2 separate regions of the Homo sapiens genome follow, and region 1 is linked to region 2. The links are chromatin loops, found by intact Hi-C in ENCODE. Cell type or tissue: CD14-positive monocyte. All regions are shown on one strand. Links, peaks and the distances in the headings refer to the core of each region. The heading gives the core; the rest is flanking DNA. Region 1 has its middle 12 kb from the start of LINC01638. Region 2 has its middle 63 kb from the start of LINC01638.

What was found. Hi-C counts contacts between places; a loop is a spot of excess contacts. Peaks named below come from ENCODE experiments on the same cell type or tissue, not always from the same donor. Only the 100,000 strongest peaks of a DNase experiment are listed, where the experiment ranks them.
Region 1: it touches region 2 in a loop (6-fold over the local background); 5 of 110 quality-filtered maps call a loop at or near these places.

What each region holds. Positions count from the first base shown.
Region 1 is chr22:27,205,253-27,220,560 of GRCh38, reverse strand. No RefSeq gene overlaps it. Among named protein-coding and RNA genes, the nearest start is that of LINC01638, 12 kb to the left of the region's middle. In CD14-positive monocyte, for the core only: no CTCF peak of the experiment used is centred there; DNase peaks (open chromatin) are centred at 7,550 and 7,840; H3K27me3 peaks cover 270 bases.
Region 2 is chr22:27,154,156-27,169,463 of GRCh38, reverse strand. No RefSeq gene overlaps it. Among named protein-coding and RNA genes, the nearest start is that of LINC01638, 63 kb to the left of the region's middle. In CD14-positive monocyte, for the core only: no CTCF peak of the experiment used is centred there; no DNase peak of the experiment used is centred there; H3K27me3 peaks cover 687 bases.

The sequences.
Region 1 (15,308 bases), core at 4,002-12,001, 50 kb before region 2:
GAAGGCAAGATTCTGCCCAGAACAAGTCAAGGAAAATCAGATGCAGTTTTCAATTATTGAGTCACAGTCTCTCGTGGCTTGGAAGGAGATAGAGGATTCCTCCTCCCAACCAATACCTTTACGATGTTCTTTCCACACAGCTCTGTGGTTTACAAGGCAGGCTCTGCACTTCATCCTGTTTAATCTTCAACCTGCACGTAGTGTGAGTGGGGTCCCTCCACCCCTTTTTCCATCAGAGCATTAGAACAAGCAGAGTTCTTAGAGCTGGTCCAGTCCAGAGATCTTGGACTGGGGGCCTGCAGGCTGGCGACTCTCATCTGGTCCCAACCAGATCAGGAAAGCAGAAACTCAGTGAAGCCACATGGAGGGGCTAGTGTTGGGTCCTCTGGGTGGAGCCCAAGAAGCTTGGTGGGCACTCAAGACCCCTCAGGACCAGCCCCACTCCCCTGTTCGATTCCTTCCTCACCTTGTTCCCCATTCTCAAATCATCTTGAACTCTGTGCAAGTCCCAGAATGACCCTGGCTGTCTTGGCCTTTGTAAAAGTTGTTCCTTATTCCTAAAATTCCCTTCCACTCACTTTTTGCCCAGATCCCTACTCATCCCTTTTTACCCAGATCCCTTTTTACCCAGATTCCTATTCATCTTTCAGGTCTCAAGCCCAGATGACGTTCCAGGAAGGCCTTCCCTGCCTGGGTGGGGTGGGGGGAGGGCATCTTTGTGTTCCTAGAGACCCCTGGACTCCCCCTACCACTAATAAGTCTGTCTTGAGGTTGTCTGTGTCTATTTGGATGTTTGCTTCTCCCCCTAGACCAGAAGGTCCTTGGAGACTTGGTGTGGGCACCATTCACTCCATGTCCTTAGGCCATAGGGTAATGACAGCATAGAGAGATGCTCAAAGGCATCTTTGAATGAATGAGGAAGGAAGGAAGGAAGGAGGGAGGGAGGGAGCGAGAGAGAGAGAGAGAGAGAGACAGAAAGAAAGAAAGAAAGAAAGAGAGAGAGAGAGAGAGAGAAAGAAAGAAAGAAAGAAAGAAAGAAAGAAAGAAAGAAAGAAAGAAAGAAAGAAAGAAAGAAAGAAAATGAATTTTGGCATAAAAACTTGGGTCTCATGCTTTCCCACCAATATGCTTTTTACAACATTATCTGGATGAGGCTCAGAGAAGTTAGGCAACTTTCCTGAGGTTCCCCAGCAAGAAAGAAGCAGAGCCCAGGGTCAGTGCCATTTATGTTGTCCAATAAAGACAACATTTGGCAGTGAAGAGGGCCCTGGATGTGGGGCCCAGAGACCTGGCTTGAAGCTTGGAGAAACCCTGTTCGGCTCTCTGGGCCTCAATCTCTGCATCTGTAAAGTGGGGCTGCATCCAGATGCCTTAGTGTGTGTCTGTGTCTCTGGGCATGCTCAGGGACACCTTCACAGGGAAAAGAAGCTCGCACAGGTGAAAGGGAAAACATTCCAGGCCAAGAAAGGAGAGCTGGACCCATACAGGTAGAGGAACAGGAGGGAAGTCAGGCTGGAGCAGCAGCAGCAGGAAATGGAAGCTGAGGCTGGGGCTGGGAAGAGCAGCCCGAGAGGCCTTTCATTTCCAGGTGGGCCCAGTTCCCATCCTTGACCTTGGTTGTTCACCTCAAGATGTTTTCAGACGAGAGATACCCAGTCCACCTCTCTGGATCTGAAAGTGCAATTTTATCCCTCCGGATTTGCGTAGAAAACGTCTGGCCCCTGCCCCATCTCGTTTTCCCAGCCAGGTCTCAGAGCTCGGTTCACATGAGGCGAAATATTTGGACATCAGCAAAGCATTAAGTAATTGGTGGATTTTTTTTTCCTTTTCCATTTGCATTTGTTTGTTTCCTGCAGGGTTGCCTGACACTAGCCAGCCTTGAATTTGGTCCTGTTCTCTGCACAGCTGGACTCAGGGAGCCCAACCCAGATTGTGCATAGAACAGGTGGCCTGCCTGGGGGCCAGTGAGATGGTGTTGGGTACATAGACAGCAGCGGGTGCTGCAGACTCCCTGGGATCTTGAGGGGGGAAGTAAGAAAATGGGAGCAGGTCCCCCAAAACACCAGCAGACTGCACTCCCATCATGACCTAATGAGATAGTGCAGTTGACCAAAATAGCAATGTCATCCAAGAGAACACATCTTCCTACTAGCAACAGCCAACACGGGAAATTGAATGAACCCAGGGGGCGCAGACCTAAGAGACCTGGCTAGCGTCTGGCTCTTTGAGCCTTGGGTAAGCCTTTGCCTCTCCTCGTATCTGTTTCTTCATCGGCTGTTTCATGAGTTGTTGTAAAGGTTGCCAGATTTAGCAAATAGAAACACAGGATGCTCAGTTAGATGTCAATGCCAGATAAACAATGAATTACATTTGTTAGTGTAAGTATAGCTTGTGCAATATTTGGGACACAGTTATCCCAGAAATTTTTCTTTGTTCCTCTGAAATTCAAATTTAATGGGGCATCCTATATTTGATCTGGCAACCCTCGATGTTGTAACAATAAAGTGAAATGGTGTGTACACATCCTTCACGGCGTGCTTCACCCCAGGGAAAGTGATCAGAGCCCAGTCACCATTTCTGTTAGTGCCACACCAGGAATACTAGATATTAAGTGCTAATACTAATTTGTTAATATCAATTACTATATTATTAATGATTATTCATATAGTTAATTAATATTAATCAGCACAAATATTAAAACTCATCATTTACTGAGTAGCTACTATGCTCCAGGCATGTCCTTCACATGACTTCATTGTCATCACATCACTCAATGTGGGAATGCCATTGTCCCCGTTTTATTGCTGAAAGTCTCAGGACTCCACAAGGTTAAACGTTGGTTACAGCTGTGACCTGGGTTGCTGATAGAGGAACACTGTTCTGAGTGCCTTGCAAGGGCTGCCTCCTTAAATGGCCTCATCAACTCTGTGAGTAGATACTATTGCTAAACTATTACTACGATCTCTGTTTTGCAAATGGGGAAACTGAAGACTAAGACTTGCCCAAGGTCACACGGGCTCATCAATGGCTGAATGAGGCTTCAAACCCAGGCAGTAGGCTGCCTGGCTCCATCCCTCCTCTAGGCTGCTTTATCAGCCACATGAATAGATAGAACGAGGGCAACTGTGGAGTGTGTCCCTAGAGGGAGAGCACAGGGCTACCAGGCTGTGGCAAGCAGCACACACAGGCACATTACCAGCTGTGTCCCATTTAGCCCTCTCAGCAGCCCCCTGTAAACAAAGACATCACTATTCCTATTTCTGATGGTATCTGAGGCTTCCCTGGCTGTATGCAGTGAGTTGGTGTCAGGACAAATGTTTACAGAGTTCCAGAGCTGAGCACTGGAGCAACTCGGAAGGTCAAGATAGGGTTCAGCCATTGGAGTCCAAGTGCCCACTTCTGCCTCCAACAGAGAAGCTCTGACACTTCCTGGCTGTGTGACCCTGGGCAAGGTACTCCACCTCTCTGATCTCGCATCTCCTTGCCTGTAAAAAGGGACTGAAAAAAAATACCTTCCTCTAGATAGAACTGTTGTAATCTTCAAATGACCCAATCCATGAAAAGCACTGAATATAGTGCCTACTAACAGAGAAACTGCAAAATAAATGTGAGTAGTTACGGTCATTTTTAGGCATCTGTCTTTGGGCTCCCTCAGTAGCAGAGCTTGAGATACAGACTTCAGGGCAGGTGGTTCCTTTGGGAGGTGAACTCAGGATGCCCCAGTAGAGGAGTAACCAGGGAGACAGGAAAAGAAGAGACCAATACAGAGTGTGTGAATGAGCAGGTGACTGCTGCCGGCACTTGGAGCACAGTCCTGCTGGGGAACTCTGGTAGGCTGCACAGAGCACACCTGGGAGTTGTCTCTCCCAGGGGTGAGGGAGTTGGGATATTTATCCTCCAACTCCCCTACATCTCTGGCCTAATCCCTTGCACATGCCCAGTGTACTCAGTGGGCCAGAGAAAGCCCCTGGGCAAAGGCAGTAGTAAAGTGAGTGGGCATGGGAAGGGTGAGGGACAAGCAGGCATGGTCAGGGCACCCACTACATCTTGACAGAATCTCTGGAAGATTTCAGTTAAAAAGCAACCTTCTGCTAAAATAATAACAATGACAACAACAATGGCGTTGACAACGATAATAATAATTCAGGTTGAAAACCAAGGATATGATCTGTCCCCACCCACCCCCATTCAGACCCCCAGACCAGTGTTCTCCTCCAAAGCTGAGAATGGGGTAACCAGCTGTCCAAAGAAGCAACCCAGATTTCCTTCGGCTCCAGGAAGGGCATGGAATGGCTCTCTGAGTTCTAGGAGTTGGTGCCACCGAGAGAGGAGGACATTGCCTGTCCTTCAGGCCTGTGCATCCTGCAGAGGCCGTGGTGCTAATTGCAAAGGTAGGGGACCCATAAAGCATTTTGGACGTCTGCTGGCAGCAGCTGGCTGAAGGCAAGACCTGTCAGGGACCAGCACTCAGCTTTGATTTAGCGTCAGAGTAGAGGTTTAAAAGAAAAAGGAGGAGGAGGAAGATTCCATTGGGTTGAGCGAAAATACTTGCTCTAAGTGGTTGGGCCATGAGTGTATCTGTCAACCTGGAACAAGAAGAGAACTACTATTTAGATAACTATTTGCTGCACCTCCCAAATGTCTGGGGCTTTACCTGGCTTGCCTCCTTGTGTCCCCCAACCCAGCCACTTAAGAATAGGTATTATTATTTTTATTTCCATTTCAGAGATGAAGGAGTGAAGGCTCAGAGGGGGAAGGTGACTTGCCCAGGGCTACACAGTGAGGAATGGTCAGAGCTGGGATGAGGACTTGGCACTGAATCCAGTGCTTATGCCAGCCAATAAGTAGACCCCTGCCTGACACAGGCTATGGGAATAAAATTTGTCTGAAGATGCACTGGGAGGCAGTGGAAGCTGATGGTTAGCTCAGGGCCTCTGGCATCAGAGTTTCTGCTTTATTTCCCAGCCATCCAGTTTTCACTAGCTGTAGGGCTAGTGAAGCGATGTACAGTCTCTGGGACTCAGTTTCCTTATCTGTAAAATGGGGACACAAGTAGTACATTCTTCCCTGGATTGATCTAAAAATTGAATGGCATCAAGGCTTTAGAGAAACTAATTGAGTCCATAAATATTCCATCAACTCTAGGGGGTTTGATAACTCACAGGAGGCTCTTGGAGGCAGAAAATATATGAGCTTTCAATGGTGGAAGCCCAGCTGTTGCATAGGTCAGATGTAAGAGACCAGTCGAATCTGGTTGCAGAATTCCATGCCCTCTTTAGCAACCTCCTTAAGGAGCCTCCTCCTCCCAAGATTGCTTAGAGGAAATTACAAGTCACTGCCCAGAGCGTGGTAGCAGACATCTTCCGCAGGGTCACGCTGTCACCACATAGCGTGATGGTTCTGTGCTAAGCACTTTACATACTTTATCCTACAGGGTCTTAACTACAACCCCTGAGTGAGATCTCTTAGCTTTGCCATTTTATGGGTGAGCAAGTAGAGGTCAGAGAGGCAAGATCCTTTGTTCAAATTACAACAGCTGGCAAGCAATGGAGGCCAGGATGGAGCTCAGGAGCCCAACGGTCCATCCACCATCACCTGAGCTAAGAAATGTGAATTTTTTTCCTACAAATACCCGAGGAAGGTACCGAAGACAGCTTCGTTGCCCTGGGCAGATGGTCACCGCTTGGCCCTGCCTGGTCACAGCTAGTCAGCTAGACTGGATGCTTCTTTGTTTTTCTACAGGACATTCATGTCTCAAGGGACACCAAATCTAGAGACTCCACACTCCACAAAACCTCCAGCCTAGTCCCCCAAATTCAACCACAGCCTCGTTCAAAATAGCCTGTCTCTGGAACACACTGTCCAGCTGCTCCAGACCTTGCAATATTCAGGAAGTCATCTATACCTTAAATAATAATAATAATAGAAAAGTAATAAAGAATGAAATCAAGTGACTTTACCCTGGATACCAGGCCACGTTAGCTCATGGCCCGGTTTTCTGGGTCAGGGACAGGGGTTGTGTGTGATACTCTTATGCAAGGCATTTGGCGGCAGAGAAACTCTAGTTCCTAAAGATTATTATTTTAACTAACCCAGTGTTGACGTGTCCAAAGGCAGCGGGAGGCTCTGAAGGGTTTTCCAAGAAAGCGTGTGTTTCTTGGGGTTATTTTTTCAGACTCAAGTTCAGGGAGGGGGCTGTTTTGCTCAACTCATGTTTCTGGAAAAACAGGCACTTGGAAAGAGTTGGCCAAGGCAGGCAGGATGTGGAATGGAGAGCTGTGGGCCTGCGGGGAGGGGACGGAGGAGGCAGCCGGGAGAAGGGCCGGCACCCTTTGCTCAGTCTCTTCTTGAGCTGGACCTTGGGAGCCTGGCCATCCCCGACCAAAGGAAGAGGCTGCTAGAAGATGAAAGCTGATTGCAGTCTCTGTGGCCTCACTCTTGAGAAATATGCTTCAATCACTTGGCCTTTCCCTGGAGCAGGGATGACGACAGAGGAGAGGTGGACAGACACCATCTTGGTTGGCTTTTAGGCCAACCAAGCCAAGGGTTGCTTCTCATGGAGTGCTGTCTAGATATCGCTGACTCATTGTGTGCCTCGGTTTCCCCTCTGGGCTCAAGAGCTTTGAGCATGCTTTGTGTAACCCAGTCCCTGCTTGTCCCTGCAGGTTCATTCCACGTCACTCTCTTCTTCACGGGCTGGGGTCCAACCCCACTCACCATCCCTCGGACCCCAGAAGGCCCACGGTCCTGCCAGCCTTGAGGCCTTCCCTTCTGCCTGGAACCCTTCTCTTTGCTCCTAACCTACCTCTGTCGTCTTCCTGGCACCACTTGAATATCACCTCCTCGGGAAGCCTTCCCTGATCTCCCAAACTGAGCCAGGGCCTCCCTTGTTCTAGCATTCTGTATTTCCTTGGAGCACATTTCATAATTTAATTCTATAATTCCTTTTCCAGTGTCTACCTCTCTCACTGACTCTGAGGCCCATGAGGAGAGAAACCACGTCCTTCTCATTTACTGTGGTTTCCTTGGCTTCTCGCCTGACATACAAAAGGTGCTCAGTGAGCGAATGGAAACACCTCCCAAGCAGGGCTCACAGCCGTGGGTGTCCCAACCCAAGTGCAAAGGCAGAGCTCAGATTTGTCCTGCTGGACCCCAGGACACCAGGCAGGTACCAGACAGGTGATGGACAGATGGAGATGAGTTCTTCTACACCTTCTTAAGATTATGCAGAAAGCCACACTCTAGGGATAAATATATCCCACCCACCTTCATTATATGGTGATCACCAGTCAAAAGAGGTCATGTGCCTCAAAAGAAAGGTCTTTATTTGGTCTGTGAAGACCAGTCATTCCATCCCAAGGACTCCCTTCTTCCTCAAGGTTCCTTTATTCCCTCGTGTTCCCTGGCTTCCTTTCAGAATCCAATGGGGACAGAGACTTCGACAGACTCCCCACAGGGTCTCATGAGGAGACTCCTGTGTGTTCTCACTTCTCCCCTGCTCCTGGAGCCATTGCTCCCCTGAGACCCACAACTCTTTCAAGCTCAGAGGTGAGTCATCCATGCATCACGTGTCTTGGTGAATGTCAAGTGTCTCCTGCTTTAGAGCCTTGAGCCCTGGACTTTGTTTTATGGGGTTTGGCTGTCTGGGGCCGCCGACGATTTCATCCATCAACTCAGGATCGCTCCAACACTAATGCTGAATTTATAGAAGTGGTTAAACAAAGTGTTGACAATAGGGACCGCGTGTTTCTGATTAACACTGCAATTCCAAGGGAAGCTGCCAAGTGTGGGGAAGTCAGTAAAACACAGCAGCGATTTCCCAGGCTCAGTGAGTTGGGGATTTGACATCACGGGATTAACAGATGTTGCGCAAGGAACTTGCAAAGCATTGGGAGGCATTGCTCGACAGAACAGCACAGGCTTATATACAAACCGGAGTTGTTCCTTCCTGTCTTTCTTCCTTTTGCTTTTTTTTTTTTTTTCCTGAGAGATTAAATCTGAATCCTCTTTCAGCCTTAAGAGTTTCCATCAGGAATTGCTGTCAGCTTCAGCAATGCTCCCAGAATCCTGTCCTTACTCCTTTCTGAGAGTGAACAGTAACACTGGCTAACATTTATCAAAAACTTACTGGGGTACCAGATACTTCTACAAATCATCTCCTGTCATCTGCACGGGGAAGCAGGGACTGTGATGATCTACACTTTAAAGCTAATGTTTTAGTCTGAAACGGTCGAAGACTCACAAGAAGTTGCAAAATCAGGACAAAGGGTTCTCAGGTTCCCTTCCCCCAGCATCCTCCGATGATAATATCCTATATGACCATAGTACATTGTCAAAGCCAGGAAATCAGCTTTGGTCCAATGCCACACATCTTATGCAGCTTGTATCCAGTGTGTACATGCATTTAGAAAAATAGTCCTATGATATTTTAGCACATGTTTAGGTTAGAGCAACCACCACCGCATGAGAATACAGAATTTTTCTCTCCCCTCGATAAAATTCCCTTGGGTTACCCTATCATAAACTTACGCTTTCTTCCGCCCTAAGCTCTGGAAGTCATTGAGCTGTTCCCCATCACTATAAGTTAGTCACTTTAAGAATGTCATATAAATGGAACTATACAGTATACAGCCTCTGAGGTTGACTTTTTTCACTCAGCACAATGCCCTTGAGATCCGTCCATGTGGCTAGAGGTATCAACGATTCATTTCTTCTTGCTGCTGGTCAGTATTCCTTTGTATAGATGTACCGTGCTTTATCTATCCACCTGTCGAAGGACATCTGGTGGTTTTCAGTTTGTGACTATTGTGGATAAAGTGCTACGAACATGCATGTAAAGGTTTTTCTGTGATGATCTGCACCCAGCAGATGAGGAGATGGAGGCAAGAGAGGGGAAGTGACTTGCCCAAGCTCTCATAGCCAGCACTTGTAATGAAGATTTGAACCCAGGTAGTCACTCCAGAGGCTTCATGCTTAACCACCTCCAAGACTGAAAATCTTGTAGGTAAGAATAATCAACCCTAAAAGATTAGTTAACACACCAGAAAGATGTGCTGTGTTTATCAGTGGATCCATTTTCTCACAAGAGTACGCCACATGCCCCTTGCAAAGACAGTTTAAGCATCAAAATCTGGAGTCAAAGTCTGGCCCTCGGCTTGGTATGTAGGGATCTTCCCAATCCAGCCTCTACTGGTCTTCAGTTCTCACCTCTTGCCATCCTTCTCTGGCTGAGCAGAATGCTGTTTGCTATTTCCCCTCAAACAGCCCCTGAGATTCCAGCCTCCTTGATTCTGCTCACACCATCCGTTTGCCCAAAATACCCCTCTCTCTATGTCCACAAACTCTCTTCTGTTAGTAGGTGCCTCTGTGGAAAGACTGGTCCATCCTCATCCCACTCCTCTGGAAGGTCTTGGCTCCCATGAATATTTATCTATTTCCATAAACACAAATATATCCATTAAGCAAAGCTTCTCAAGGGCCGAGGATGTGGAAGGCACTGAGCTGAAGCTTGGGAAGCAGAAATAAATAATCTATAGTCTGTGAGCTCAACTGTCAAGTTCCTCAGTCTGCAGACATAGAAAGACATACCGCATGGAGAGATGAATGGAGGGCAATGGAGGGGGAAAAGTGCTAGGCTTGGAAGGTTGGAGCCCCAGATTCAAGTCCCGGATGGCTCCTATCTGGTGGCGGAACCTCCCTGGACTTGTTTCCCACCCTCTGCTCTGTCTTTCTTACAGAGGGGCTATGAACAGGCATGGAGTTAATTCATGATGCAAACATACTTTCTCCCTGGGCTGGGCATCTGCAGTGAGGAGCTGGCCTCCTTCACTCGCCTGGGACAACCAGACCCAAGATCCCAGAGTCATCAAAAGCCAGTGCCATTGCAGCTGGCTGCATGGGAATCCGGGTGCTTCTTTGTCTGCAGGATGCATATCAGAGGACAGCGTCGGGTTGGAACAAGGGGAGTGAGAGAACAGAGGGCCCACAGGGAGGGACTGACCTTAAATGCGGCAGCTCCCTTCCGCCTTAGACCCAGAAACAGCCCCATCAGCCCCACACTCCCACCTGCAGCTCATCTTCCTCCAGGAACCTTTCATGCTTGTTCTGCATTTGATTTCCTCCCTCCAATGGCCTCCTGCTCCCCATAAAATTCAATCTCCTTTTGTTTTCAATTCAATTAAGGGCCAGTAATTCCACCCACAAGGCCACACATTGAAAGTGCAGTCAATAACCCGGCTGTGGTCAAAGGCAGACTGGCCTGAAGGGAGAGACTCACACAAGTCTCTTGAGTCCCAGCTGAGGAGTATTGGATGGGGCCTTGGGGAGAGAAAAGAGCCCCGATGGGAGTTAGTCTCGACTTCTAGGCTTGGCCGTGGCACCTACTCACCCATGACCTTGGGCAAGAGCTGGCCTCCCTGAGCTCAGTTTTCCCATTTGTTAAATGGGACCAAGAAAGTACTGTTTGTACTTTCTGCCCTGTTCTGACAGAGCTTGTAGCCCCATTCTGCCACTCACCCAAATATCATGGGTGTTATTTCAATACTAATTTAACGACTGATTACAAATATACCACACCCAGGAAGCCTGCTTGCAGGAACTTGTCCTCTAAAATATTTGTGCATTAGTTGGGTGTGGTGATATGCACCTATAGTCTCAGCTACTTGGGAGGATCTCTTGAGCCCAGGGGTTCGAGGCTGCAGTGAGCCATGACTGTGCCATTCACTCCAGCCTGGGTGATAGAGCAATACTCCAAGAAAAACAGAGAAAGAAAGAAAAGAAGGAAAGAAAGAAAGAAGGAAAGAAAGAAAGAAAGAAAGAAAGAAAGAAAGAAAGAAAGAAAGAAAGAAAGAAAGAAAGAAAGAGAAAATGAAAGAAAGAAAGAAAGAGGATCTTTGTGCAGATGTGCAAAGGTATTGATTTAAGGATGTCCATCATTTTGGGGGGATTTAGTACATTTTCTACTGCCATACTTTGGAATACCTTTCAGCTGTGAACAAGAATGGGAGTAGATTTACATGTACTGTTATGAAATGGCCAAAATATGTTATTAGGAGAAAGTTGCAGAAATTATATGTTTATATATAATATATATGCACATATGTAATATATACATATAATTTAGAGGAACATATATGAAACATATAGACATATAGATATGTATGTGTGTGTGTGTGTGTTTGAGTCAGAGTTTCACTCTTGTTGCCCAGGCTGGAGTACAATGGCACGATCTTGGCTCACTGCAAACTCTGCCTCCAGGGTTCAAGCGATTCTCCTGCCTCAGTCTCCCAAATAGCTGGGATTACAGGTGCCTGCCACCACGCCCAGCTAATTTTTTCTATTTTTAGTAGAGATGAGTTTTCACTATGTTGGCCAGGCTGGTCTCGAACTCCTGACCTCAGGCCATCCACCCGCCTTGGCCTCCCAGAGTGCTGGGATTACAGGCGTAAGCCACCGTACCTGGCCCTATGTTTCTTTAAGAAACAAACCAACATTACAAACAGTATATACATTGAAACAGCAAAATTGATACTTATGGGTGATGCCTGAAGCACATCCCATTTTTAAATAATAGGGTTTGGAGTGGGGAGAGGGGAGTTAAGCACTTTCAAGTTTTCCAAAGAGCATAAATTACTTTTATAATTAAAACATATATAAACCTATAAAATGAAATGAATCCCTACTTGTGGTTGAGAATCTGAGCCTTGCATTAAGGTAAAAAAAAAAAAAAAAAAAAAGAATATTTAATTCCCACAACTCAGCGATAACCACTGTTGACATTTTAATGTATTTCCTCACGGTCTTTTTCCTTATTCACGAACACGTATATTTTTATAATAAAGTTAGAATTACGCTTCATAGAAAATTTTGTAGCCTGTTCTTTCACTTAACGTTTTCACATAAGGGTTTTCCCAGATCATTAACATTTACCCTGTAATCATGCTAGGAGGCCCTGTGATGGTACGGCCCCCTGTATTTTCTCTAATCCCATGCATGTCCGAATTACCCATCCATTGCTTTGATTGGCTGGCTGCTCCCCCAGGGCAGGGACACAGCCATCCTATTCTTTGCTGTATTAACAGACCTTGCTCAGTTTCTTATCCTTAAAATGGGATAATAGCAGAGGTCCTCTCACAGGTCCTCCTAAGGATGAAAGGAGATGAAATACATAGCACATGGTTGTGGGTCAATAAATATTTGCTCAATAAGTAAATAAACAGAAGGGAGAATAAGTGAAAGTAAATATTTTTAAATAGGTGCAAACAGTGGCTGATGGGAAACCCTCTATGTCAAAGTCATGGGCTGTCTCTGTTTTCTTACCCTTAGGGATCACAGTGGTAAACGTCCTGGCATGACACATCTGTATGTAGGCTAGGCTCTGTGTCTTCTTCAAAACCTTTCAATTCTTTCCTGATGCTCTGAGTCACTCCAGGGTGGGAAATCAGGCCCTCACCAGAGCCTGGCTTTGAAAGCAGCCAAAACAAATTGTTGCGCTGGTCCCTGGAGGGGAGTGTCATTTCATCCACATAAGTGGCTTTTGACTGAAGCCAGGGAGTCAGTCACACAGCTTGGGAAAGACAGTATTTCCCAAGACAGCCTGTTGTGCAGGAGAGCCCGGGGGAGTGGCTGCGGGTGAGTTCCCAGGTGGGATCCATCCTTCGAGCCCCAGATTCCTTGACTCCCATAGTTGGGTAGACTGTAGTCAATATCTAATACAAGGTGCTGAGTCAGACATGTTTTGAGTCTTAGGTGAAAACTTCAAATGACAAAACCGTGCCTAGATCCCTCTTCACCACTTCTGGTGTGACTTTGGGCTCTGTGAACCTCAGTTTCTTATGCTTAAAATGGGATAATAGCAGAGGTCCTCTCACAGGTCATTGTGAGGATGAAAGGAGAGGAAATACAAGCAACACTTAGCACAGTGCCTGGCACACGGGATGGTCATGATCAAGGTTGGCCATTATTTGAGCCTCTCTGGGGACTTTTGGATCAAATCCGTGCCACTCCTTTGCCTTGTAGATCAACTCCATTTCACTGGACTTATCACCACTGCTTGTGTCTTTGCAGAAATGTAGCTTCCTCGTCAGAAAGTCCCTTGTGGCTCTGCCTTGACCGTACACTTCTAAACGTTTTCTTTGATGATTCAAAGGGGAACACAGAGAATCTATGACCAGATGTCTGACTGGTAGGTAGCTGGGTGGCAGCAGGTGGCAAACCCAGGACTTCAAAGGATCTCAGGTGATTGGAGAATAGGTCAAATCTAGGCAGGTAAAATTGAACAGGGAGCTCTGAAGATCCTAGAGCTGCATCCAAAAATTCAACTCTAGGAATCATATTCACTTTAACAATAGCTCACAATGCAAATAATAGTAGCTATAACACAAGCTCACAACCATCCCATTCTATGCCAAAAACTGTTAAGTAAGGGCTTTGCATGCAGTCTTCTTCATCCTCCACAACTTCCCTCTGAGTCAGTTCAGTTATTATCCCCATTTTCAGAAGAGGAAACTGAGGCTTGGTTCCCATACCCAAGGCCTTCCAGCTAGTAGATGGTTGAGACAAGATTCAAAGGCAGAGGACATATGACTCAAGACCATGCTTCACCCATGAGCCACCTTGAATGACAGAACTGCCAGGTATGTGATTCAAGTTTGGTCTGGGGATCTTATGGAGGTTCGCAGGCCACTGAAGACCCAGGTGTTTTCCAAGAGGCTGGCTTTGATTCATTACCACATTCATTTGTGCAGCCAGGATTAACTGAGAAACTACATGTGCCAGGTGCCATTCAAAGCAGGAGATTTAGGGTGAACCAGCTAGAAATAGTCTCTGCCCTTGTGGGGCTCACAGTCTAGCAGGAGAGACCAATGATAAATAATGATTCCGGGGGAGTCCAGGTTGTAAGAGATGTTACAGAGGACTCAGCAATCACCACACACCCTGGGGCTTCACCTGGCTGGACTCAGCCCCTGGCAGGGGAAATCCACTACCTTCTTTGGAGTGAAATAATACACACAGATGCTTGGCAATATGCCTGGTACATAGCAAATGCTCGATGTTCACTGTAATAATAACAAAAAATATCCCCACTCTGACTTGCATCATTGACTTCTTGGACCCAGCAGGATGACTTTGCTCTTATTTCTGTTAAACTTGACTTCATTAGATTTAGCATGTAGCTTGGCACACTCGCAGCCCCTCCAAAGCAAAGACCCTCTCCCCTTACTGTGGGGATTAGCCGGGAGAGATTTGTTTTGGATCTGAGTTCTCATGGTTCCACTGGTTCAAGCCTCCTTTACTCTTGAGCTTGTTTAAGGACTCAGCCTGAGCCTCCAGCATTTATCTGCACTTAGGCACCGACTGCTCCAAGGATTTGCTCTGATTCATCCAAATGTGGTCCTGGCCCCAGATCTGTGGAGCCTGGAAATGCCATTTGCAACAAAAGGTTGAAACAAATATCCCTTTGGAAGGAAAAGGAATACCTTAAACAAACTAAGTTAACTCTGATACAACCCTTGCTCTACTTAGATACCTCCCGTGTGAACATATGTTATTGAGTTGCTTCAAACTACAGATGCCCAGTAGATGCTCTGCTGAACCCATGGTCCCATTGCCCAGACGCAGAGACTGGGCCCACTGAGGGATATGCTCAGTGGAGCCACAGGGGAAGCCTAAGTTCTGTCCTGACAGGTGATGGATTCACTCTTGGTCACAGCAGCTCCATCTGCCCTGAGATGGAAATCTCATCAGGCGGGTTTTCCTCTGAGTCCTGTGTCTTTCCTGCACTGGTACTTGCAGGGGACACTATAGAAACAGCCTCTCATGAAGGTGTTTCGTAGTTTCTGCTTTCTGGCCTCACTCTGGGCCAGGAAACGCTGAGAAGACAAATGCTGCTGGGGCTTGTCTTGGGTGGGAACGTTTTTTAAAATGCAAGAAAGCATTTCTTTTATTCCCCACTCTCACTTGAAGCCAAACCCTAGACTTCCCAGCTTGAGATCTTCTCACCTGCTAATGAGAATTCCTGATTCTCCTGCTTAGCTCCAACATGACGGGGTGCAGGGAGGAGTTCTGGCCACGAGTCCAGCATTTCTTAAACTCAAATAATGTAGGGTCCATTTTAAGGAACAAAAATGAAGAGGCTCCTAATAGTTACTTAAATCAGTTGATTTTAAATTTATACCAGTGTAAATCAACATATTAACCTCTTATATCTTATTTTTGTAGAAAACCCCCTCACCTTCTAAACATAACTACATAAACATACAATTTAAATTATCAACGTTAATTTAATATGATGGAGAATGAATGCTGTT
Region 2 (15,308 bases), core at 2,889-10,888:
CCCAGCAAAGGTGTGAACATGTCATCTTCCTACACAGAAGTCAAGAACTGAGAGCATTAATTCAACATCCCACAGCTGATGGGGGATGGGGAGAGGAGTGAGGCAATTGACCCAGAGAGACTGATGGAAGAACTTGTTATCGTAACTGCTGTACCAGAAGTCTCTCTATCTCCTTAGAGTGTTGAGTAAACATGTGTAGAATGCTGCTCTCTGAAAACAGCTCTAGGTGGCTCAATCATGGCTTATGTAAGACTATTTGACATAATTTTATAGAAGATAAAATATTGGAATAATGTCCACTTTCCTTTGAGAAAGTCTAGGGAAGCAGTATTATTTATTTATCCATCCATGCATGAACCCATTAATACACCTACCATAAAATCCATACATCCATTTATCTATTCATCCACCTGTCCTAAAATCCATCTCTCTATCCATCTGTCCATCAACCTACCCACCTAGACATCTTTACATTTATCCATCCATCCATCCAACCATCCATCCATCCATCCGTCCATCCATCTCTCCTAAAATTAATCCAGTCATCCATCCATCTATCCTTTCATCCATCCATCCATCCATTCATCTACCCAGATGAAACATCCATTTATCTATCCACTTATCCATCCATCCATTAATCCTCCCATTCATCCACCTCTCCTAAAGTTCGTCTCTATATCTATCCACCCAACAACCCGCCTACCCACCCAACCACCCAAACATCCACCCATCTATCCACATCTCCTGAAATCCATCTCTCTATTCATTCATGCACCCAATCTATCCACCTACCCTACAATATCTCATCCATGTACCCATCCATCCACCTATGTTATAATCCACCCATCCCTCCATTTACCTATCCATCCAACAAATATTTATTGAGCTCCTATTATGTGCCAGACACTGTGCTGTACGGCAAACCCAGACCTGGTCTCCGCATTCAAGGTGCTTACAGTCTAGCAGAGCAGACAGATTCACCAGATAACCATACAAATAAACATACAATTCAAATGGAGACAAATGATACGGAGAAGAAGAATGAGGGGTGGTGAGAGGTTAGAAAAGGGGGCCTGACTTAGGTGGGATCAGGGAATGGCATTTATGGAAGGATCAGAGGGATGAATAGGAGCTAAGTAGATGAAAAGGAAAGAAAAGAGCCTCCCAAGTGGTGGGAAAACCTTAGATGAAGGTTGAAAATCAAGCGATGGAAAGGAATATAGATTTCTCCAAGAGCTATTAAGAGTCTGTAACTGGTCCTCAGCAAACAAAATGAGTTGTGGTGTGAGTGGGTGCTGGGGAGGGCTTCAGGGCCAGCCTTGCAGGGTCTTGTAGGCTGGGGAAGGATATGATTCTATATTTAATAGGGAGACAAATGTCCCTACAGGTGAGGAGGTCCAAGATTTGGGAGGCTAGGCTGTTGCAAGTACCCAGAAGGCCCTGCAGCTCTGCAAACATGGTTGTGGGAACTCTGAGGCTACAGTGGGGAGAGTAACTGAAAGGACCCTGTGTAGCCACTGCATCTGTGGCTCTGCTCAGGGCCACACATCTCCCAGGGTGCCAGCCACAGTCTGCCAACTCCTGCACCCCACAGTGCTGCTTAGCCCAGAAAGTTCATGTCTGGATTCAGATGGACATAGGGTTGATTCCGCAGCCCCATCATTTCCTCAATATGTGACATTGGGTAAGTTATTTAACCTCCCTGAGCCTCAGTTTTTCCATCTGCAAAATGGTGGTAATAGTTGGTGGGACAGAACTATGTCCCAATGTCCAGAACTCCCTCTTCAGCCTTCCCTAGAAATGAAGAAGGAGGCCTTAGCCTCTCAGACTGAGGTCTGTGTTGTTCATGGAGCCACATTCTATGAGAGGCTCATTGCATTTTAGTAGAGAGTGGGTACACTGCATTAGAAGATGCTGGACAGTGATGTGCCCTCTGTAGCCCTCTCTATCACTTGAACCCCTGTGGCTGGATGGTCCTTCAGGGCTAAAGCCTTCTCTGCTGACCTGACAATTGTAGCCAATGCCAAGAGGCACTAGGAAGCCTTGCGAGGTCTGTAGTTAAGAGACAGTCCCCAGGCTGCAATCAGATTTATTACCATGCCTGCCATTTATGCAACAAACTCGTGTTGAGTTCTTACCATGTGCCAGGCATGTGTCCTGTGCTGAGAACGCATAGCACCATGGAATCCCAGTGTGTTAGATGCCCACAGACTGGAAGTGGGGCAGATGTGTAGGGTAGGCTTACAGACCAGTGTGGAAAACACCCTAATCGATGTATGAACAAGTCTTTCCAGATCATAAGAGGGGGAATGACTACTCTCTAGGTAGAGAGTATTTGAGATGGCACTTAAGCATCTGCAGGAATTCGCAAAGCTTACAAGCACGGAAGAGGCATCCAGGCACAGAGGAGTGGTGCTGATGGTGCGGGAGGTAAAGGACACAAGGGCAGGACCCGCTCTGGTCTTCTCTTCTGCTATGGCCTCCAGAGCCTGAACCTTCCGCAAGACTTGCTGAATACTGTGGCCACTTAGAACCACGCTGACAATTGCAAGTGTCCCTTGCTTTATATTTTTTCACGTGCCAACAAACATAGGATCAGTCTACACATGTGTCTTGCTTAAGATCCAAAGGTGGCACAAGTAGCTATGATAGCTATGCCTGCTGTCAGCTCCTCTGTGCACCCCAGATAGTTCTAAAAACTTGATATGGAACGCTTTACTTCATTGGATCCTCTCTGCGTGAGGTTAAAAACAAAAAAGATATACTGGATTAGGAATTTGGAGACTTGGTTTCTAGCACAATGTGACTTTGAGTGAACATTTCTCCTCTCTGAGTCTTGCTTGACCCATTTGCCCATCTGTACAGTGAATGAATGCCAGCCAAAGGCCCTTCCTATTCTACCAATGGGAATTCTCTTCTTTAAGTCGGTTTTCTTATTTTATATCATCTCTCTCTTCTCAATAGGCAGGCAGTTGCTCAGGAGGGTAACATGGGGATACCCAAACTTGTAATTCATTTTAACACTGAGAATATCCAACTACTGAAATCAACCACAAGAGACTGGGAATGGAGTTCTTTTTAAGCTCCTGCTCTAGGTACAGTTGCCTTCAGATTGTCCTTTAAATATGCTATTCTTCATTCATTCATTCATTCATTCATTCATTCATTCATTCTTGCATCACTCACTGGGCATTCCCGCAAGTTTGATATTGGGCACACACAACGCTGGTACATCATTTTCCTTTCTCTTAAGATTTCTTATCTCCCAACTCAAAGGGTATTGTCCCCCCATCTTCATTTTATTATATAGTCATTTATTTATTATTTGTTTGTTCTCAAACCCCAAAGCCCTTCAGTTTAGCAGATGTGCCAGCAAACTTCCCCAAACATGGTTGTGTGTGACATTGATGGAAATAGTTTATGATCAATTTCAAGGGCCCTGATGATCTTTTTTTAATAAGGCACCGCTATGGGTGTGCAGCAAACTATGCCATTGTGATTTCACGAGATACTTGCTATGAAATCGAAAGCCGCCACCCCTCCTCCCTTCTTCCAGACTTAAAACGATGGTGCCTCCTTGGGGAGTGTCTATCAGTGGCTTCAAACCCCTGGTGTGGCTGCTACAGGATAAAGAATTTTCTCTCTAGGGGGCCCTCGCTCAAGGTCTGCAGGCAGCAGTATCTCTTCAGGTGTGGTCTAAGCCTCTGGGAATGGGCCCAGGAATCTGCATTTCCACAAGAACCTCAGGACAGTTTTATGTCCTAAAATCTGGACTCTGTCTCCTATCATTTGAAAGAAAGTAGGGTAGAAAGGAAAAAATAATCATTAAAGTCCAATATATTTGCACATCCTAGTTAATTATCTTCAGATTTAGGGAAATATGAAGTGTTATATATGGCACCTACACCCTCTTTGTAGTGTTGCCCATGGATGGACTGGCTTGGTACCTACTAAGAGGGTTTCATAATTTATCTCTTATCCCTCCTCCAACTCTACCTGAAAAACCAGAGAATACTCCCTTCCTCAATTACATTATTCCCCAAACACACCATAACTTCCAGCCTTTCTGTCCATTAACCTCTTTTCCAGGAATGTCTTTACTTCTAATAGGTCTGCCTGTCATCAAACTCTTATGCATCCCTCAAAACCCAACTTGAAACTCACCACTTCCTCCCAGCTTGGTTAATTATTCTCTTCTTCCTGCTTCTGCCGTTGAACATTCCACACTGTAGCAACAATATGATTTGCCAATTATTGAACCCCACTGTGAGTCTGGTACTGTGTTCAGCCATTGAGATATTAGAGTGTTCACAAAAAAAGGAAAGCACATTATTTCTGTTTACAAGTATTCTGCCCTGTGATCGTCCAGTGCAAAAACTGAGCCTCATTCCCCTAGTCAGAGTAATTGCTCAAGTCCCCTTGGAGGGACTGAAATTCACACGCCCATCTCACCAGCTTGGATCAGCCAGAAAGGACGGGCCAAGGGAGTCTAGAAAGAAACCGCTCAGCCATGACAGAAGAAGGGCAGAGCAGAGCCTTCACCTTCCTCCAAGCCCTGGCTTGAGCAGAGCTAGGCCCCAGCTGGAGTCATAAGTAGGAAAAGTGCTTGTTGATCTTGTACCTTCCTACCCTTGCTACAAAGTCAGATCCCTACTCAGCAACCACAGAAATACCAGCCCCAGGCAGAGTTTTAGGTTTCCTAGAATGAAGGCAGTTGGCCTCCAAGTAATCAACACAGTCCTGGTGCCACTTATGTATAGACCCAGAGGACCACAAGGCTGGAAGGCACATACAGGCAAGCCATCCCTCCTTGGCAAAGATGGATGACATCTGTGCCGTCTGATGCTTTTGGTCAGCTTCCGGGCCTTTCACACAAAATCAAGTGCAATGTTTTTTGCTAATTGGGAAACTTGCCCTTGCCCATCCATACATCTTGGTGCTCCCGGTTCCAGCATCAGCAGATCTGACTTCAAATCCTGGCTCTGCTGCTTAATAGCTGTATGACTTTGGAGAACTCACCTAACCTCTTTGAGCAGGAGCTCTCTTACCGCAAAGCGGGAATAACAAAACTTGTCACATGGCTATAGTGTGTCTCGGTGGAGGGAACACTTGTGATGGTTTTGTCCTTCCTTTTCTTCTAAATATTAATGTTCTTCTTATTATATATTGTTATTGCTGTGATTTTCTTGGTCTTGAGATTCTCGCATGATGGAGCTTTCTAAATATCACCTCTGATTATGAAAACTTCGTCTAAGCTCTTCCTCTTTCTTGGCTTTCGATATTTTCTCAAGTGAGATCGCTTTGCTAAATTCATTTTCCTGCCAATCTCCAACTTGATGCATCTTCCTGATCATGCTATATTATGTTTGGCAACATAATGTGATGTGACTCGGGCTGCCGATGACGGATGGGGTACCCGTCAGCAAATGGAACAGCACCCAATTTTCTAAAGAGCATTGTTACAGAAACAAACAGGATGGCCTTTTAACTTGTATTGATTTATTTCTGAAGAATGAGCCCCTCCGCTACTTTTACAAGTGCTGTAATTAGAGGGTAGAATTACCTTTCTGGGGAGAGGGCTCAGTGAGCTCAACAGCATGGATGGGTGGAGTGCGGGATGCAGAGAAACAATGGGGTAGGTGGAGTACAGCCCCTGACACTCCAGAAGCCAGATTTAGTCTAGGAAACCTGGAGGTTAAATACATAAAGAATCCATTCTCCCTCCCTCCCTTCCTGTTTCCCTCCTTTCTTTCTTTTCTGTCTTCTTTCCATCCATCCATCCATCCATTGTTTTATCTATTAATCATCCATCCATCCATCCATCCATCTTCTATCATCATCCATCCACCCATATATTATCCATCCATTCATCTTTTCTTCTTACTCTCCTTCCTTCTTTCTTTTACCTTCATTCCTCTCTTTCTTCTTTCCATTTATTCATCCATCCATCCATTCATATATACATTATCCATCCATTCATTCATATATCCATTATCCATCCAGCTTTTCTTTCATCCTTCCTCTCTCCCTTTCATTTTTCTTCTTTCCTCCTTCATTCCTTCTTTTCTTCCTTTCTTCTTTCCATCCATCCATCCATCCATCCATCCATATATCTGTTATCCATCTATCTTTTCTCCCTCCTTTCCTCCCTCCCCCTTTCCCTCCCTTCCCTTTTCCTTCCTTCTTTCCTTCCTTCCTTCCTTCTTTCCTTCCTTCCTTCCCTTCCTCCTTCCTTCCTATTTCCCTTCCTTCCTTCCTTGCTCTCTCCCTCCTTCCCTTTTCCCTTCTTTATCTCCCTTCTCCCATTCCTCCCTCTCTCATTTCTTCTCTTTTCCTCTCAACATTTTTGAAGGCCATGCTTGGCATGCTGTGGAGGAAAGACTCAGAGGGAAAAGGGTTCAACTCCTAGCCCTACAGTGTGACCTTGGGGATTACTTCCCTCTCTGACACCAGGTTTTCTCACCTCTCTCATCACTCTCACTTTGCTCATTAGCTTCCAGCCACCCTACCTTGGTCTTCTCCTCATTGTCCAGGAACCCCCACCTCTGCCTGTTTGCATTTATTTTCCCCTCTGCCTAGAACATCCTCCAGATAGCCTCATGGCTCCCTGTCTCCCTCTCCTCTGGTCTCTGTCCAAATGACTTCTTCTCAGAGAGGCCTTTCCTGACCACCTCTCCAAAGTAGCATCTTCTGTTACTCTCCAGCCTTCTAACTTGGCTTTATTTTGCTTTTAGCTGGTAGCATCATTTAGCGTATTATGCATTTTATTTAAATTTTATTTTAAATTTTATTTAAAGGGCATCAACTTATTTGATGTCTGTTCAGCAAGGGCTGGAATCTGCACCTTTTTGCCAACTGCCGTGGCCACACTGCCTAGAAGAGAGTCTCACATGCAGTGGACACTTGAATATCTGTTGGGTGGATGAATCCTGAATTGTAGACTTGGGCTGGGATGCAAGTGGCTTATTCAAAGGATGATGCTGGGGAAACAGGAGTGTGGGAACAGGGAGAGAGAAATGGGGAGGAGGAAAGACCAATTTTAGGGAGATGGTCATGGTCACTGCTGCGAATGTGGGTTCTATTCCTTGGGTACCTCTCAGAATTGATCATCCAGGGATCAGACAGTGGGGAGTTGAATCCCAACTCCAGGACCCTATCATTGAGGGTTGACCGTGGGGCCAGTTCTTCTATGGGTTGGTACTCCCATGGTTGTCCCAGGCAAAAAGCAAAAAGCCTCCCAGCTTGTGCATGAAGTGGGCACCATGGCCCAAGTCGAAGCTGTCTGGAACTGTCCTCCATAATCAGGGCTGAAGTCCCAGGAGGGCTGTGGGGTATAAGTCTTCAAGCATTGCCTGGGGCCCTCCCCTCTGACATTGCTGTGGGGTATTACTTCCTGAGAATCTACACTTACAGGAAAAGAAGACATCCCAGAATCCCAGTCTCCACTCTGTCCCTCATACACTGTGACCTTGGACAAGTCACTCACCCTCTCTGGGTTTCAACTTCCCCATTGGTAAAATTAATCATTTAGGCCAGACCATGGTTTCCACCTTATCAAGTCCAGAAACTCTGAGTTTTTTTTTTTTTAATGGTTAAACATGTTGTATGGACTCAATGTTGACAGAAAACCCAGTAAGATAAGGTAATAGAAAAGAGAGGAATAACTGAAGAACAAGGCAATATCTGTGGACATTTTCTAATTTTTGATAGTCTGTGATATTTCTATGCAAAAGTCTCTCTTCTCTTTCTCCCTCCTCTGTTCTCCCTTTTCTCTTCTTCCTCCTTCTCACTCTCCCTCTCCTCTTCCTCTTCTTTCTCCTACTCCTCCTCCTTCTTCCCTACTTTCTATTCCTCATCACCATCCTTCCACTAGAATAGAAGCTCCATGAAGAAAGGGATATCTATCTCTTTTGGCCCCTGCAGTATCCGTAGCATGTAATCCACTGTCTGGCATAGAGTAGGTGCTGTGGCAGGAATGAATGGATAATAACAACAGTGTAAGCTGAGCTTCTATTTGTTAGGCATGAATCAGGACTGAAGGAGGGCAGAGAGGCTCAGAGATGAATGAAACAGAATGGATCCTGAACTTGTGGTGCTCAAGGCACCACCGAGGCCCTTCTGTCCTCCCCAGCAATGCCTGGGGATGGTGGAGGCGAGGTGGAACCCAATCAATACACATTAGCATAGAAGCTGCAGGCAAAACGAGATATGAAGGATCACAAGTTGAAAAAACACAGATGAGGCAGAGGCCAAAAGCCAGCTGGAGGACAGTGCTGGAACTCCTGCAGGTCTCTATCAAGATGGGGTGAGGTCAGGGGCCTTAAGGCCCAGGGATGTCCTGTCCACATTGTGACCACAGAGGAGACAGAGGCAGCAAAATGAGAATCCAAGAGCAGCCAGGGCACAGACACTTGAAAGGATGGCCCTGGAGTCTGTGGGAAACTGGTGGAAAGGTCAGGACCAACTGGAACAGGAGGCTCCCTGCCCAAGTGGGGTTTGCATGCAGGTTCCAGGCAGAGAGGCATCCAATGGCAGAGCAGCCCAACAATTTGGAGCATGGGCTTTGGAGTCAGACAGACCTGGGTTCAAATCCCAGCTCAGCTCCCCTATGCTCCTGTGTGACCTTCACATGTTGCTATGTCTCTCGGAGCCTCAGTCTTCTCCTTTGTAAAACAGGGATCCTCGCCTCTCCCCTTACACATTCTGTTGAGTCTAAGGTTCTAGCACAGACCTGCACAACAGTGAAGGCTAGCTGCTGTTATTCAGTAATGTTAGTAGCCATAGGCTGGGGGCTGGAGTTCATAGGAGACAGCCAGGACTGCTGAGAACAAATTCACAGATCAGTGCTTGGCTGGGGGGATGTCTTTCTCACTGCCTGTAGGACATCTTTGAGGGTGTCTCTTTCTTTATTCAAAGCACAGCTTAAGGGGGAGACCATACTGTTACTGTGAATGTTTAGCTGAGGCTCTCAGCAGGGCCAGCTGATCCCAGAGAGCAAAGACCCCAGAGGCTGTCCCACACAGTGACAGGGCAGGAGGCTGAAAGCCACGTGCGGTCCTGTGAAAAGACCAAATTGCAAAACACCACATTTGTGCCCCCAAAGCATGCAAAGCTCACCACGGATGCTCACTGTGCAGCTGCGCTTCCCAAAATGATACACTCTCAGGAATGTTACAGATCAGAAATTCACCTCTGCTCAGAGCCTGGATTCCAAACTCCAGGCGAGGGAAAATGTTGGATTCCCATTGTGGTGGTTCGGGAATCAAAAGGAAGACATTCAGTGCCTGGGAGGTGGAAGGCGGCATGGGGGATGGGGAGGAGACTGAAGAGGGGCTGCCCCATTTCACACTTGTTTGTTTTTTCAATTGGCAGGGGAAAAGGTCCGAACAGTTTTCACACCTCAGCCCAAGAGATACTAAACTACAAAGAGCCAGTGTAAGCTGAAATGGTTTCAAATCCCAGTTGGCCACTTATGAGATTCCCGCCTTGAGTATGGACAACAGTCACCCACTTCACAGGGAGGAGGGATTAAGGGAGGAAGCCCTTGTGTAACACGGGCTCAAGGCGAACACTCAAAGACTCAATGAACGGTAGTTTCTGTTATTATTGTCACTGAACACGTTGATTGACTGTGACACAAATTCCACCTCTTTACCCAGAATCTCCCACCTGTGAGCTTAGTGAGGCCCAGTCTCAGCATCCAGTGTGATTCTCCCAGCACCAGGGCCGGTGGACTTCACCTTCTCCAGTCACAGATGGGGCTACCAAGTCACATAGGGGTCTGCTGGGGCTTCCATAAGAAAATACCACTGCCTCAGAGGCTTCAACAGCAGAAACTTATTTTTCCACAGTTCAGGAGGCTGGAAGTTCAAAATCAAGGTGTTGGCAGATTTGTTTGTTCTTGAGGCCTTTCTCCTTGGCTTGGGGATGGCCGCCTTCTCGCTGGGTCCTCACGTGGTCTTTCCTGTGTGTGCACAGCCCGGGTGCTTCCTGTACATGCTCGTCTCTTAAAAAAAACATCAATCAGATTAGACTAGGATCCACCTCAAAGACCTCATTTTAACTTAATTACCTTTTAAAAGATCCTCTCTCTAAATACAGTTACTCGAGGGAGTTAGTTAAAGTTTCAACATACGAATTGGGAGGGGGGCGCGATTTGGCCAGAACACTCAGCGCATAAGTGGTGATATGAGAGGGCCACCCTGAACCCATGTCCTTTCCTTTCAGCCACGCCCTCCCCAAGCCCTTTGCAAATCCTGCTTCAAAGCCCTCACCCCTCTGTTCACTCGCACCTTCAAGATTTGCAATCCCGAGCTAACCTTCAGCACCTTCCAGGGTCCAGAGTTGCAGGCAACAACCTGCTCTGGCCTCCATGTGGAAATGTGGGCTAAGAAGTAGATGTCCTTTCATCTCAGGCATGAAAGGTATCTGTGCTCAGGAAAAGCCTTCAGCAGGAAGCGACGCCTACCTACACGCAGGCTTTTACAGGCTACTTTTGTGTTTGGACTATTTATGTATTATTTGGTTCAGAGTTACCTCCCTTCAGACCATAGAGGCTCCAATTCTTTTTTTTTGTTTTTTGTTTTTTGTTTTTTTTGAGATGGAGTCTCGCTCTGTCGCCCAGGCTGGAGCGCAGTGGCGCGATCTCGGCTCACGCAACCTCCGCCTCCCAGGTTCAAGCGATTCTCCTGCCTCAGCCTCCCGAATAGCTGGGACTACAGGCACGTGCATAGGGGCTCCAATTCTGTTTCTTACTAGGATACTCTCTTTCTGCAAGCTTAGGAACCCTTAGGAACCCTTGTCATTCTCTTTTCCTGGGACTCCCCTCCTCTCCTTACTCTTTCCTTCTTTTCTTTTCCACGGGGAGCCTCAAATCACAAATATGTCTGGGTAGGACAATGTCTTCCACTAAGGGGGGAATATTGGGGTCATCTTTTATTAAGAAGAAAGCGATTGAAATGACACACTTGAACATATTGCTATTAGAAGCTTGAAAAGTATTTCCCTCATTAACGTAAAAGGGAAAAGGGGAGCTAGCAATCTTGTTGATCAGCAGCTGCAATTTATTTTAAACTGTCCATTTTCTGGATGTCAGAGGACGACTTTTATGTATAATCTTATTTCCAATTTCAACAAAGAACACTTCACTCATGTTCTGTGCAGATTTTTTTTCATAGACAATAACCGATTATAAAAGCGGTTCTCAGCCACCCACCGCCCCCCCGCCCCATCTCGTAGTGGTGTTGACATATGGAAATGAATCAAAATGTAATACGCATAATTACAAGCATTGTAAGCAGGGTACAATTAGTGTCTCTTCAAAGCAATGTTGTAATCAAAAGGCACCACTAAAACAGTCCAAGGAGTGAGAAGACTATCCAAGGAATTAGACACGGATTGGAAGGAAGTTTCTTTCTTTTTTTTTTTTTCTCCTCTCTTCTCCTGTGTATAGATACTAAAGTTGCCTCCTATTCTATTCCTGAGTGGGTGCAGAGAAATCAATTCTAATTATTTTCTCCACCCATCGAGTTGAACACAGACAAGGAAGCCTCGCTTTAAAAATAAACCCAGCCACATGGAAGGGGGGGAGGTCTCTTTTTTGAAGCTTATATTTGGAGAGTGTCTTTTAATGTCACAAATCCCTGGGGAAGTGTCAGGAATGAGCTGGCCAACTGGGTCCCTGTTGGGAGAATTATCTCCCTGGATGCCTTCTGTGTAGCCAAACCGCATTTTAGGATAGAGGTGAGGGCTGGGGGTGGGGCCGGCGGTTGGGGGGTGGGGGGTTGTTTTTACAGTAGTTGTAAAATTTCAGTGCATTTTTTTATATCGAATCCTTTGCCAACATTTAAAAATAAGGAGGTGTTCGCATCAAAGTTGTGATTTTCACCACCTCCTGAGAAATGACGGGAGCTGACCACATGTAACCCACACCCTCATGGGACATCCTTCACTGGTGCCTGGCACCAGCGGGCCCTGGAAACAGGATGGGTGACTCCTGTTCACCATCTATTCCCAGCCCAGCTCCTGTGAGTATCTTATTTTTGCCTCCATTACTGAATGTAATGAACCATGGGGGCCCTGCTCACCTGCCACTTGCAAAGGAGCTACTGTGCCTGGCCACTTTCCCTTTCCCTTAGTCCCCTGCATTTACCACTTTCTTCCATCTCTCTGAGATGCACTTTCCTCCCGAAAATTCCTATCACCACCCACTCCCGCCCAGCCCAGCTTTGGCGTCTCCTCCACTAGAAGGTGTTCACTGGCCATTGCCACCTACCCCCCAAAACCTCCAAGCAGCATCCGTCACCCTTGACCTTGTGCGTGCCTCTTTGAATGAACTCTTCACACCACAGCTCAACCCCACCTCAAGGTTCATCTGGGCGTTTTTCCCTCGCCTGCAAGCCCCTTGGAAGTGAAGGCCCTGCCTTCTTTATGGCTACATCCCAAATGCAGAATAGAATCTGGCACATGGGAGGTGTGAAGTCCTTGTTTGAATTTTTGAATGAATTATTCAATGAGAGCTGCCTCTTTGTTGTCTCCAAAGGGAGGCTGGAATAAGAAAAAAGGAGAAAGTGATGATTACAGAGAACCCACTCTGTACCTGCCATTCGGCCTAGGTTGGGCCCCATAAGTTAAAGAGAGAATCTCAGGCTCCACCTTTCACCTTAAAATTGATCAGCTGTTAAGACATTGACCCCCCGCCAAAAGCCAGTCCTCAGTGTAAGGTAAAATCTGATACCAGTGGTTAAAATCTTCTTTAAATATCAATCTAGTTACCTATACACACATTTATATTGCGATCTGTACCTACAATATCTTTCATCTAAATCTCATTTCAGTTTTGGGTTGATCATAACAGCAAGCATTTGAAAACTATGGAAAGACCCATCACTAAGGCACTAGTTTGACATATTGCGCTGTATTTAAGTACTGGAATATTCTGACACCACGAACATCAGATGGCCACTTATGAGCACAAGAAGGAATTCATCCAAGGGCATAAGTCAAACCATGATGGGACATGAGGGGGCTGCCATGTCTGAAAACCATGGCTCTTCATCTATAAACACATATGTGAGAGAGATGGTTAGAACTGTTTGAGCTAAATGTTAAGTATGGTCTTCCTAAGCAAGGAGCTTTCTGATGATTTTTGTTATAAGTTTCCATTCTCCCAGAATATTTCATATTAATTGTGACTTTTTTTCCCCAAAGCCCTAAAATGGCTGTAAGCTCATTGCTCTGGTATCTCATTTTCCCTTCCTCTCCTGTCTGATTGCCTGACCTTCCCTGCAGGTGCCATGATCAGTGTGTGATGGAGTGGGTCTGGGCCAATTTCTCCCATTTTGGCAAAGTCTCAGCTGACTTTGTTCGCGTTTTCAGTTCCAGAAGTCAAGGCCCCATATTGAGCTGGATTTTGCAAATATTTGATCCTGAAGCAGAGTCATCAAAAGTTCAGATGAGAAGGAGCCATGGAGATGATCAAGAATAAGCCCTATTTAGTGCAGATGGGGACACTGAGGCCCAGGAGAAGGGTGTTGGAAATAGCCGGTAGTCAGAGCCAGGCGTAGCTGGCTCAGAATGCTGGTTCTGTCACTTCCTGGCTGGGTGATCTTGAGCCAGTCCTTTCCCCTCTGTGTTATTCCATCCTGTATCTCATTTATAAAACTGGAAAAATAATAGCAATTTCAGCTAAGGGTTATTCTAAGGATGAAATGGGAGAGTAACTGGGCCTGAGCTTTTGAAAACTGCAAAACACTCTCAGATTAGAATTCTCACCATGAACTTGAACGAATATCCCCAACCATGGGAAATATATATATATATATTTATTTATTTATTTATTTATTATATATAATAAAAATTATATATATATAATAAAAATCGGGCTGGGTGCAGTGGCTCATATCTATAATCCCAACACTTTGGGAGGCTGAGACAGAGGACCTCTTGAGTTCAGGAATTTGAGATCAGCCTGGGCAACATAGCAAGACCCCATCTCTACAAAAAACAAAAAATTAGACAGCCTTGGCGGTGCACATCTATAGTCCCAGCTATTCCAGAGGTTGAGGCAGGAGGATTGCTTGAGCACAGGAGTTCAAGGCTGCAGTAAGGTATGATTGTGCCATGCACTCCAGCTTGGGAGACAGAATGAGACCCCATGTCAAAAAAATAAAATAAAATAAAAATTCGGATCATCAGAACACTGGAGCTCCTGGGAAGACTATACCAATCTCACATTTGCCGAGATTTGGAGTCTACGCTGCTGGGACTGAGTGGACCCTGGGATGTTCTTATTTCCCCTAGAGGCTGCCCTCTCCCCTCAATGAACAGCTTAAACTTTCTTACAAATGCCTCCTGGCTAAGGGCCTTCTGGGGACACTCTCAGAGGGTGTCTCTCCTGGGTTGGGGATCCTCTAATCAAGAAAAAGTGGTGGAGGAGGAAGTTGTGAGGAGAAGCAATAATCAACTCCGGGTCAGCAAGGCGGCTGACCAGGGGCCTAGCAGGAGGAAACCTCTCTGGAAAGGGCTCCCACCCAGCCGGCTCTCCCACAATGCACCAGGTGCCTTCTGCTGATAAGAACGGGCCGCGCAACCTTGAGGCGTGCGACAGGAATAGACGAGAAACGTGTCTATTCTTGAGGTCTGTAAAAGGAAACTCCTGTTTGCTGAAGAGCAGGCCGATAGGAGAGGAAAAGGGTCAAGGCCTTGGGTGTTATTTCCCCTCCGATTTTTTTGTTTTGTTTTGTTTTGTTTTGTTTTCCACTTTTTTTTTTTTTTTTAACTAAAGGGAAAAGGGAATGTTGCATTTACCTGGGAGGGTGGATGGCAAGATGTGGAGATTTAAAGGAGTTGGAATGAGCTCTGAGATTTCAACCCTGAAACTGTGATTTTGTCCTGAGTGTGAAGTTGTGGAAGACTTTTATTTCTTCTTTATCCTTTGCTAAATTTTGCCAGATATTCTTATTGTGAGTAAGCACTGTGCTTCTAATGAGGAAAAAATTAAATAAAAGTTGGCTTTGGATGCAAGTTTTGAATTTCATGTCTGTCTTTCATTTTTATTTTTAGAAATAGGGTCTCGCTTGTTGCCCAGGCTGGAGTACAGTGATGCAATCATAGCTCCCTGCAGCCTTCAACTCCTGGGCTCAAGTGATCCTCCTTCCTCAGCCTCCCAAGTAGCTAGGACGACAGTATACTCCACAATGCCCCATTAATTGTTATTTTTTATTTTTTTGTAGAAACGGGGTCTCCCTATGTTGCCCAGGCTGGTTTCAAACTTCTAGCCTAAAGTGATCCTCCCTCCTTGGCCTCCC